Linked DNA regions of Homo sapiens: region 2 is linked to region 1. A link is a contact called in ENCODE Hi-C or POLR2A ChIA-PET data. All regions are on one chromosome and are shown on one strand. Each heading gives the region's core, a stretch centred on a gene start or an enhancer-like site at or near the end of the contact. The rest is flanking DNA. Distances are from core to core; before and after follow the strand shown. Region 1 holds the start of AXDND1 (axonemal dynein light chain domain containing 1). Region 2 has its middle 62 kb from the start of ANGPTL1.

Evidence for each region. A loop is a pair of places that touch in the nucleus more often than their neighbours do. ChIA-PET counts read pairs that join two places held with the same protein, here RNA polymerase II (POLR2A). Pooled maps may share reads with other maps.
Region 2: a loop to region 1 is called in a pooled map, with 2.0 times the contacts of the local background. The contact joins the enhancer-like site here to the promoter of AXDND1 in region 1. A Hi-C loop is called at or near these places in 1 of 37 single-sample maps with no recorded cell type and 2 of 50 pooled maps. POLR2A ChIA-PET finds 5 or more read pairs at or near these places in 1 of 52 experiments (activated B cell).

The regions. Positions count from the first base shown.
Region 1 is chr1:179,363,637-179,368,113 of GRCh38, reverse strand. It overlaps AXDND1 (axonemal dynein light chain domain containing 1), which reads right to left and starts at 2,143. Exons shown (of 26, transcript NM_144696.6): 1 at 2,114-2,143; 2 at 1,508-1,710. The coding sequence starts at 1,604. RefSeq lists enhancers at 1,743-1,812, 2,193-2,592.
Region 2 is chr1:178,930,523-178,934,901 of GRCh38, reverse strand. No RefSeq gene overlaps it. Among named protein-coding and RNA genes, the nearest start is that of ANGPTL1, 62 kb to the right of the region's middle. Within about 2 kb of position 2,884, at least 20 of the 41 ENCODE cell types and tissues checked have a DNase peak (open chromatin) inside an H3K27ac peak, as active enhancers do.

The sequences.
Region 1 (4,477 bases), core at 894-3,393:
TCTATGCCTGTAACATGGTATGGTTTATGTTTATTTCTATAAGGAGGTATCATGCTTTGATTACTATCAAAAGTTGTTAGGGTTTACATTACCAAATCTCCTGAGAGCTTGAGATCAAAAGAAACAGAAGAAAAAAAAAAAAGTTGGGTGGGGCTTGGGGTTTTAGTACAAGGTGCAGGTGAGATGGGAAAAGCTTTAACAGAACCGGGTAAGGATAACACTAGCTGACTCTAGTACAGATCCGCATATGAACGAAAATCTTAAGGAATTGCTCTCATTTAGAAAAATTACTAAAAGCTAATACAAATTGGCACATTGTACTAAATTGAGTTTCTCTTATCTCTGCTATTACTTTTTGTTTCTTTATTTACTTATTTGAGACCAAGTCTACCTCTGTTGCCCAGGCTAGAGTGCAGTGGCAAGATCTTGGCTCACTGCAACCTCTGCCTCCCGGGTTCAAGTGATTCTCCTGCCTCAGCCTGCCGAGTAGCTGGGATTACAGGCGAGTGCCACCACACCAGGCTAAATTTTGTATTTTTAGTAGAGACCGGGTTTCACCACGTTGGTCAGGCTGGTCTCAAACTCCTGACCTCGTGATTTGAGACGGAGTCTCGTTCTGTCGCCAGGCTGGAGTGCAGTGGCGCAATCTCGGCTCACTGCAACCTCCACCTCCCGGGTTCAAGCGATTCTCCTGCCTCAGCCTCCTGAGTAGCTGGGACTACAGGCACGAGCCACCACGCCCCCCCTAATTTTTGTATTTTTAGTAGACAGAGTTTCTCCATGTTGGCCAGAATGGTCTCAATCTCTTGACCTCGTGATCCGCCAGCCTCAGCCTCCCAAATGGGATTACAGGTGTGAGCCACTGTGCCCGGCCTATTTATTTATTTATTTTGAGATGGGGTCTTGCTCTTGTCTCCCAGACTGGAATGCAATGGCTCGATCCTGGCTCACTGCAACCTCACCTCCTGGGTTCAAGCGATTCTCTTGCCTCAGCCTCCAGAGTAAGCTGGGACTACAGGCGCGAGCCACCATGCCCGGCTAATTTTTGTATTTCTAGTAGAGACGGGATTTCATCATATTTGGCCAGGCTGGTCTCGAACTCCTGACCTCAAGTGATCCGCCCACCTCGGCCTCCCAAAGTGCTGGGATTACAGGCGTGAGCCACCGCGCCCTGCCTCACTATTACTTTTTCCAAAGTTCCTTAAAGCCAAAGACCAGGAACCAAAAAATACGTAACTATTGATATTTAAAATAGGTTGAATTTAAAATCATATATAAATCAACATTTGAAAAAAAGTATAAACTGTATTTAGATGGAGTAGTGAAACAGTACTCTGACTCAAAATACTGTAAAAGGAATGACTTCTTGCTTTATTTAAGCAAGTGTGTTAGAAAAATGTAGCCAATCAAGGTATTCTGAATATCAGATTTAAAAAACCGGTGAATGGAAGGTGATTTCTGTCTTACGGCCATGACTGTTTATGACTTCAGAATCAACGAAGTTTACCTCTTGTCCCTTCCTTGGCTACAGACACTTTTAACTTTTTGCTCTCAGATGTTGATGTAGAGTTTAGCGGGGTGGAGGGCGTTTTCGGGAGAGACATAATAAACAATGCCTCCTATCTCTTTAGTAATTTGAAATAGTCCTCCGGAAAGCTAATTTAGACACAAATCAGCGCCGCACTGGGACTTGCAGGCTGCCACATAGTCCTGCAGGCAGAGGAAAAAAGATTTAAAAAAAAAAAAAAAGATGACAACTATTGAGTACTTAGGTTCAGATCGCAGTTTAGAATTCATCTAGCATGGTTCTCCTTCTTCGGGGCGACCTCTATGTTCTGGGGTTATGTGTAGCGACTAAGAAGCCTTAGTGGACCGTCAGGTCGGGGTCAAGGAGCAGGGCAGGAAGGACCCGCTCGGCGGACCCCGCAGACCGCCGGCACCCCTGGTGGGGGACACTCGCTGCAGGCGGCTCGGCTGGGGACCATACCTTCCCCACAGGCAGCGCTCTCGCGCGCCAGTTCCACAAACTCGCGAGTTGGGCAGGCCTCGCACTGCTTCTTGGTTTAAAATGACGGGAAAGGGACACCCGCGATCCTACCCACACATTGCGTACCCGCCCAGCATCCGCTCACTTCCTCCTTTGCTGGAACGCCTGTTTGTCGTCATAGAAACCCAGGGCCCCGAGGTTTAGCGCCCTCCATAGGGGCTGCCTTCAGCGGTGCCGGCGGAGGAGGGAGACAGCTAAGACAATCCCTACACCCTCTTGGAGTTTCTTATGTTCTAAGTCACAGCATAGGTTCAGTAGCAAAGGAGAAGAAAAACGTTTAATCCCGCCGTTGTCACGGAATCCGAAAGTGTCTCACGCCGGGGCTTCCTGCCGCGGGCCAGGCCAGTGCGCAGGCGCCGGTGGGGGTTAGCTCGAGGGGCCGACCCCTGTAGCCCGTGACGCACGCGGGTTAAGCAAGGGTCTTCTGAGTTGTTTCCATCTTTCTAGCTCTCTTTTTTGTTGCTTTGCATATTTTTCTTTCTCTTTCTTCCTCTTTTTCTTTCTTTCTCTTTTTTTCCCCTGAGACGGAATTTCCCTCTTGTCGCCCAGGCTGGAGTTTAATGGTGCGATCTCGGCTCACTGCAACCTCCACCTCCTGGGTTCAAGCAATTCTCCTGCCTCAGCCTCCCAAGCAGCTGGGACTACAGGCAGACGCCACCATGCCCGGCTAATTTTGTAGTTTGTTTTTTGTTTTGTTTTGTTTGAGACGGAGTCTCGTTCTGTCGCGCTGGCTGGAGTGCAATGGTGCGATCTCAGCTCACTGCCACCTCCGCCTCCCAGGTTCAAGCGATTCTCCTGCCTCAGCCTCCCGAGGGACTACAGGCGGGGGCCACCATGCCCGGCTAATTTTTGTATTTTTAGTAGAGACGGGGTTTCACCATATTGGCCAGGCTGGTCTCAAACTCCTGACCGCGCCCGCCTCGGCCTTCCAAAGTGCTGGGATCATAGGCGTGAGCCACTGCGCCCGGACGCTTTGCATATTTTTCTAAAAGCCAGACTCAGGGGGATGTTGGGTAATAAGAAACGCTGGGTCCCTTATTGGGTAAGCCGTCCAGTGCTTTACATTTCGGTCACGTCTTCCTTGGACCCTTAAATGCCTCCCCCCAGAGCACAAGGAAGGCCTCCTGGGCCCAGATTTTTCACCCCCTTGGGGCAGGGAAGGAGGATTGAGCTTAGGTGGAACCAGCTCAGGTATAATTGTCGGGGCTTCTGGCGTGAAAATCTGCCCTCAGGAAAGAATACCATCAGCGGCCGGTGGCTCACGCCTGTAATCCCAGCACTTTCTTAGGCCGAGGCGGGTGGATCACGAGGTCAGGAGTTCGAGACCAGCCTGACCAACATGGTGAAACCCCGTCTCTACTAAAAACACAAAAATTAGCCAAGAGAGGTGGCGCGCGCCTGTAATCCCAGCTACTCAGGAGGTTGAAGCAGGAGATTCGCTTGAACCGGGGAGGAAAGGGTTGCGGTGAGCCGAGATGGCGCCACCGCACTCCAGCCTGGGCAACAGAACGAGACTCCGTCTCAAAAAAAAAAAGAGTATCATCAGAGCCTTCGCACTGAACTGAGGCTCGGTTCGGTGAGGGATCATTTCTTTTCTTTTCTTTTTTGAGACGGAGTTTCACTCTTGTTGCCCAGGCTGGAGTGCAATGGCTCGATCTCGGCTCACCGCAACCTCCGCCTCCCAGGTTCAAGCGATTCTCCTGCCTCAGCCTCCCTAGTAGCTGGGATTACAGGCATGCGCCACCACGCCCAGCTAAATTTGTGTTTTTAGTAGAGACGGGGTTTCTCCATGTTGGTCAGGCTGGTCTCGAACTCCCGACCTCAGGTGATCCACCCGCCGCGGCCTCCCAAAGTGCCGGGATTACAGGCATGAGCCGGATCGTTTCATATTAAGGCAGAGATTTAGTGCCAAATAATGAATCGCTGGGAGAAGCCCAGCGTCTAGTTGCTTCCAGACAGGGAGGAAACTTTATCTTATTCAATCACCATATTCCTTAGCACCAAGTAGAGTGCCTGGACAAACATGAAAATCAGTTGGACAGTTCTCTTCTGTGTTGACAGAATTACGGCTATTTTCTGGTTTTGAGTGTAATAGCTGTGAGAAATTCGAGCAAAGGGTTCAAAACAAGTCTACATGGTCCCTTTGAACTCTTCCGATCAAACATGTTGGGTGTGTTAGCATTTTAGCCTTTAGCCTTATCTCCCATTACCCTAATTTTTCAAAGAATTAAAATACACATAATAGCATTATAGAGCACACAAAATTATCCATCTTTTGTATTCTTAACCTAGTTCAAAAAAATCCAAGTACAGTATTAAGAAAGCAGATAGAAATAAGTGAACACATTCTAGAAAAACACATAAAGTATAATCTAAAGGATTTAGGAAGTGATTAGATCTGTGAGACATCAAAGGTCTCTTTTCTGTCTT
Region 2 (4,379 bases), core at 1,635-4,134, 430 kb after region 1:
CCTCAGCAGCCCTGGGAGGAGGAGAGTATGCAGGAAATAAGGAGCTTCAGCGAGGGGCACCAAGAGGCAGAATGTTGGTTGCAGTGATGACTAGATGTGTGAGTTTGGGTAAGGCCCTTCAATCAAGACTATTTCCTTACTTACAACAGTGCAGATAACAATCCCTATCTCATAGGACTGGTGTGAGGGTTACATAACATGACACGTGTCAAAGCCACAGCACATTGTCGTTAAATGTCAGTTCCTCCTCTCTTTCTATGTCCAAGACATACAGGGATGGGATGAGGGAGCTCTTGTGTGAAGGCCCTTCCAGTATTCCCAGGACTTGACCTCTATGGAAGGGGTCCAAAAGCATCCTAAATTCCTATCCAGGGGCTCTGCTATAGCTTGGCTCCAAGACATCATGGCATAAACACAAAAAGGAAGAAAAGTCTGTCTGTACAACTTATAGAATAAGAAACTATGAAGTCATGCTTCACTGTCAGAATGAAACAACTTCTGGCTCTTTTGTTAGGAAGTTGCTTATGTCCAACTTACCTGACAAGGAGCCCCAGAGAGAGACCACAGTTCAAACTTGCTTGATTTCACCTTCAGCTGTCTGCTAGTGTCTAACATTTCATAGAGAGAGACGAGAATAGCCACTCTCAATAATGGGTCCCAGCTGACCAAGGGTGCAGAATATTTATGCTGGCGGTTCCCATCTGCTGAGCGGTTACAAGCGCCAGGCCCTGTGCTTTGCATCTTCCACGCATGACCTTATTCAACCTCACAATAAACTTAGGAAGGAGGAGCTTTCTCATGCTGTTTTTGCAGATGAGGAAATACACTTGGGAGGGTAAGTGTGGTGGACAGGAAGAGTTGAGTGATGTGGGCAATTGAACATGGAGGGATAGGGGGCCAGAGTCCCACTCTTCTCCAAGAAGGGTGCCGGGTCATCAGGGAGGGCCAATGCATCCACTGGCAGATCAGTTAATCAGCATTACTAGTCCCAGAGCCTAGCAGAGGGCAGGGCTCCTGGGCACAGGAGACAGAGGAGCCTTCATCCTTCAAAATGCCTCTCAATTGTTTCCTACCTGTGCTCCCACTTTGGGACAGACCCTTGCTCTCTCTCTCCTGGAGAACAGCTGTTTCCTGCCTGGTCTCCCAGCTTCCATTCTCCAATTCCTCCTTCTGGCACTTAAAATCCTGAGCAATTTGGCTCCAACCTACTTTTCCAACTTTATGTGTTGCCACTTCTCAGTGTGAGCTCTTCCCAGCCTCAACTGTATATTTCCAGCTCTTGCTTGCAATTCTTCTCCCCTGGTCCTAAATCCTACCCACCCATGGACTCTCCTCTTCCACGTGGCCTTCCCTGGCCTCTCAGGGCCACAGTGTTTCTCCTGAATACGAAGAACTTTCTTAGTCTAGCATGGGCATCCAGCACATTTATGCAATTCAGGATTGCTTGTGTTAACCACTCTGTTTTGTGTCTGTAGTGAGGCTGTAAAACTCCAGGGACCACATGCAGCACAGTGCAAGGCCTACTGGGAGGCTCTGTCCCGGGAACAGACATTGGAAAAAAAAAAAGGTTATATTTACATGTTGACAGCACATGGATTTCTTCAGCTGAAAACTGTCATTAGCAAGGAAAATTAAAGTAGGAAGCTTGTTCTTTCTTTGAGTTTCATAATAAATCACAAAGTCATTTGCGGAGCTTTTGTGCTGCAGGTTCTGGGCACCAAAACTGCAAGTTACAGCTCTGAAAGCCAGTGTCCACCAGGGCCGAGAATCAGACCAGAGTTTGAATCCTGGCTCCACCTCCTTACTGGGTGACTGTAGGCAAGTTCTTCAACCTCTCCAAATTTTCTGGTTGTAATTCAAGAAGAAGTATCTCTACTATACAGGGTTGTTAAGAAAGAATAAATTAGATAACAATGTATAAAATAAGCTTAGAACCACAACATCAGAACCAATGACTATATGATGAATCAAACTGACTTACTTTCACAAAATGCGTTGGGAACTTAGAATGGTATCGGTAGGAAAGTAGTGAGGACCTGAGGTGGGGTGAACAGGAAAACAGCTGCTCAGTTGCCTTTGCTTAGGATGAGTTTGTGCTCCGGGCGCAGGGATTAGGTGATGAGGAGGTAGTTGCCACTGGACAGGGAAATGTGTTGCTTCTTCCCAGCGACCTCAGGGGACACTCTCCTCACTGACTGTGAGATCCCCTTGGTCAGGGACTGCCTCCCCTTCCCCAGAACCTAGCACAGAGCAGGAGTTCAGCACATACTGGTTTTCATTGAACATTCCCAAGTACTTACTTTCCAAGAATAAAAGAAGCAGTTCTTTCTAGACTTACTTGCTAAGCAAAAAATGGATAATTAAGATGTTGCAAGAAAGTCGCTGGCAAAAGTCCAAGGAGCTGCTTTTCTTAAACCCTGCACGGAGGTGCAGGGGGTGACATATTTTGACAGCTATGACATAGCTCAGGGCAGATGGAAGAACAACAAGTACAAAAGAGAACTTGATTTTGGCTTTGGCCAAAGAGAACTTTTGACTTTGTTTGGCAACTGTTTACTGGATACCATAGTAGCATGCCTTGCCCTAGTGTGGTGTGAGAGCTGCCCCTCAGCCAGTGATGGAGAATGAAAATACTTGAGAGTAAAAGCCTAATTATTTAAAAATACATCAAAACAAAAGCAAAGAGGGAAACAATCTGGCTTCAACGTTTATGAGAGTCCAGAGTCTCTGAAGAAGCTGGTCCTGTTAAGGAATGGAAGACAGGGCCCCAAGGGAGCTGAGGGCGTGGCTGCTTCCCCAGGGCCTGCTGTGGGGGCCAAACTGACCCTGAGAGGCAGTGTGTCAGCTTCACAGCTGACTTGAGAACCAGCGGGGCCCTGGGTCTGGTTTACCACAATAAAGGAACAAAATGTTCCCTTTCTAGCAGAGCCGCTGCTGGTGGGGTTCGGGACAGAGGCGGGTCAGGGCCCTCCGAGATGTAAGGACACTGCTTTGCTTTGCCAGTGAACTCTGGTTTGGTTTGGGGGTATTTCATCTTTAAGGACTGTGAAGGTCCCATTTGTTCCCTGCTTTAATAAAAAATAACACAAGAAATAGGTGTTTCTCTCCCTTATTTTGAGACCACTAATCAATACCATCTGATCATAGTTTTAAAAATTAATAAATTGGGCTACACAAGCAGAAATCTATTTTTTAAGCTATATTATTTCTTACCAGCACATGTAAAATTCTTAAAGGTGGCTGATGTTTTTCCCCCTTTCTTCTTCCTCTTTTTCCCTCCTTCTTTCCTCCCTCCCTCTCCTCTCTTTTTTCTCCTTTCTCTCCTTTTTTCTTCTTCCCTATCTTTCTCCCATTTTTCTTTTTTCTTTCTTAAAAGTCCAGAAGTAAGGCTCTTGTAGGGTTAGTTCAGTAGCACAAGAAAATCATTATGGGGCTAGGTTCTTTCCATCTTTCCCTTCTGTTCTCTGAGGACCAGCTTTGCTCAAGGGCCAGCCTTTATCTTGGTCATAAGATGGGATGCCCAGTTCTAGGCATCACATGACAACACCTGAGTTGGTAAAGAAACATCAGTCAAAAGACTATAGGGGCCGGGTGCGGTGGCCCATGCCTGTCATCCCAGCACTTCGGGAGGCTGAGGCGGGTGGATCATCTGAGCTCAGGAGTTCGAGACCAGCCTGACCAACATGGTGAAACCTCGTCTCTACTAAAAATACAAAAATTAGCCAGGTGTGGTGCTGCATGCCTGTAATCTCAGCTACTCAGGATGCTGAGGCAGAAGAATCACTTGAACCCGGGAGGTGGAGGTTGCAGTGAGCTGCGATCGTGCCATTGCACTCCAGCCTGGTCAACAAGAGTGAAAAAAAAAAAAAAAAAGAAGGCTATAGTGAGTGGTGGGGACTGTAGTGAACTGGAGAGGAAATGGCCCTATTTAACACATTCAAATACAAAACCATTTTTTCTTTTTGTAGTTTCAAAATATTTTGTTATTGTTAGGGAGGGGGAAAGGGAATTATGGATGTTTTCAAATAATCCTTTTGCGAGTAACTACACTGTTGCAAGCAGTCAAAACACTGTTAATGTTCCAATTTTGCAGAAGTCAGCATGGAACTTCAGGGGAGGTTAGGTGATCTGCCCCAGATGGAACTGTTACAGGAAAGGGGTCCTGATCCAGACCCCAAGAGAGGGCCCTTGGATCTTGTGCAATAAAGAATGCAGGGCCAGTCCACAGAGTAAAGTGAAAGCAAGTTTACTAAGAAAGTAGAGGAATAAAGAATGGCTACTCCATAGACAGAGCAGCCCCGAGGGCTGCTGGTTGCCCATTTTTATGGTTATTTCTTGATGATATGCTAAACAAGGGGTGGATTATTCGTTATTCATGC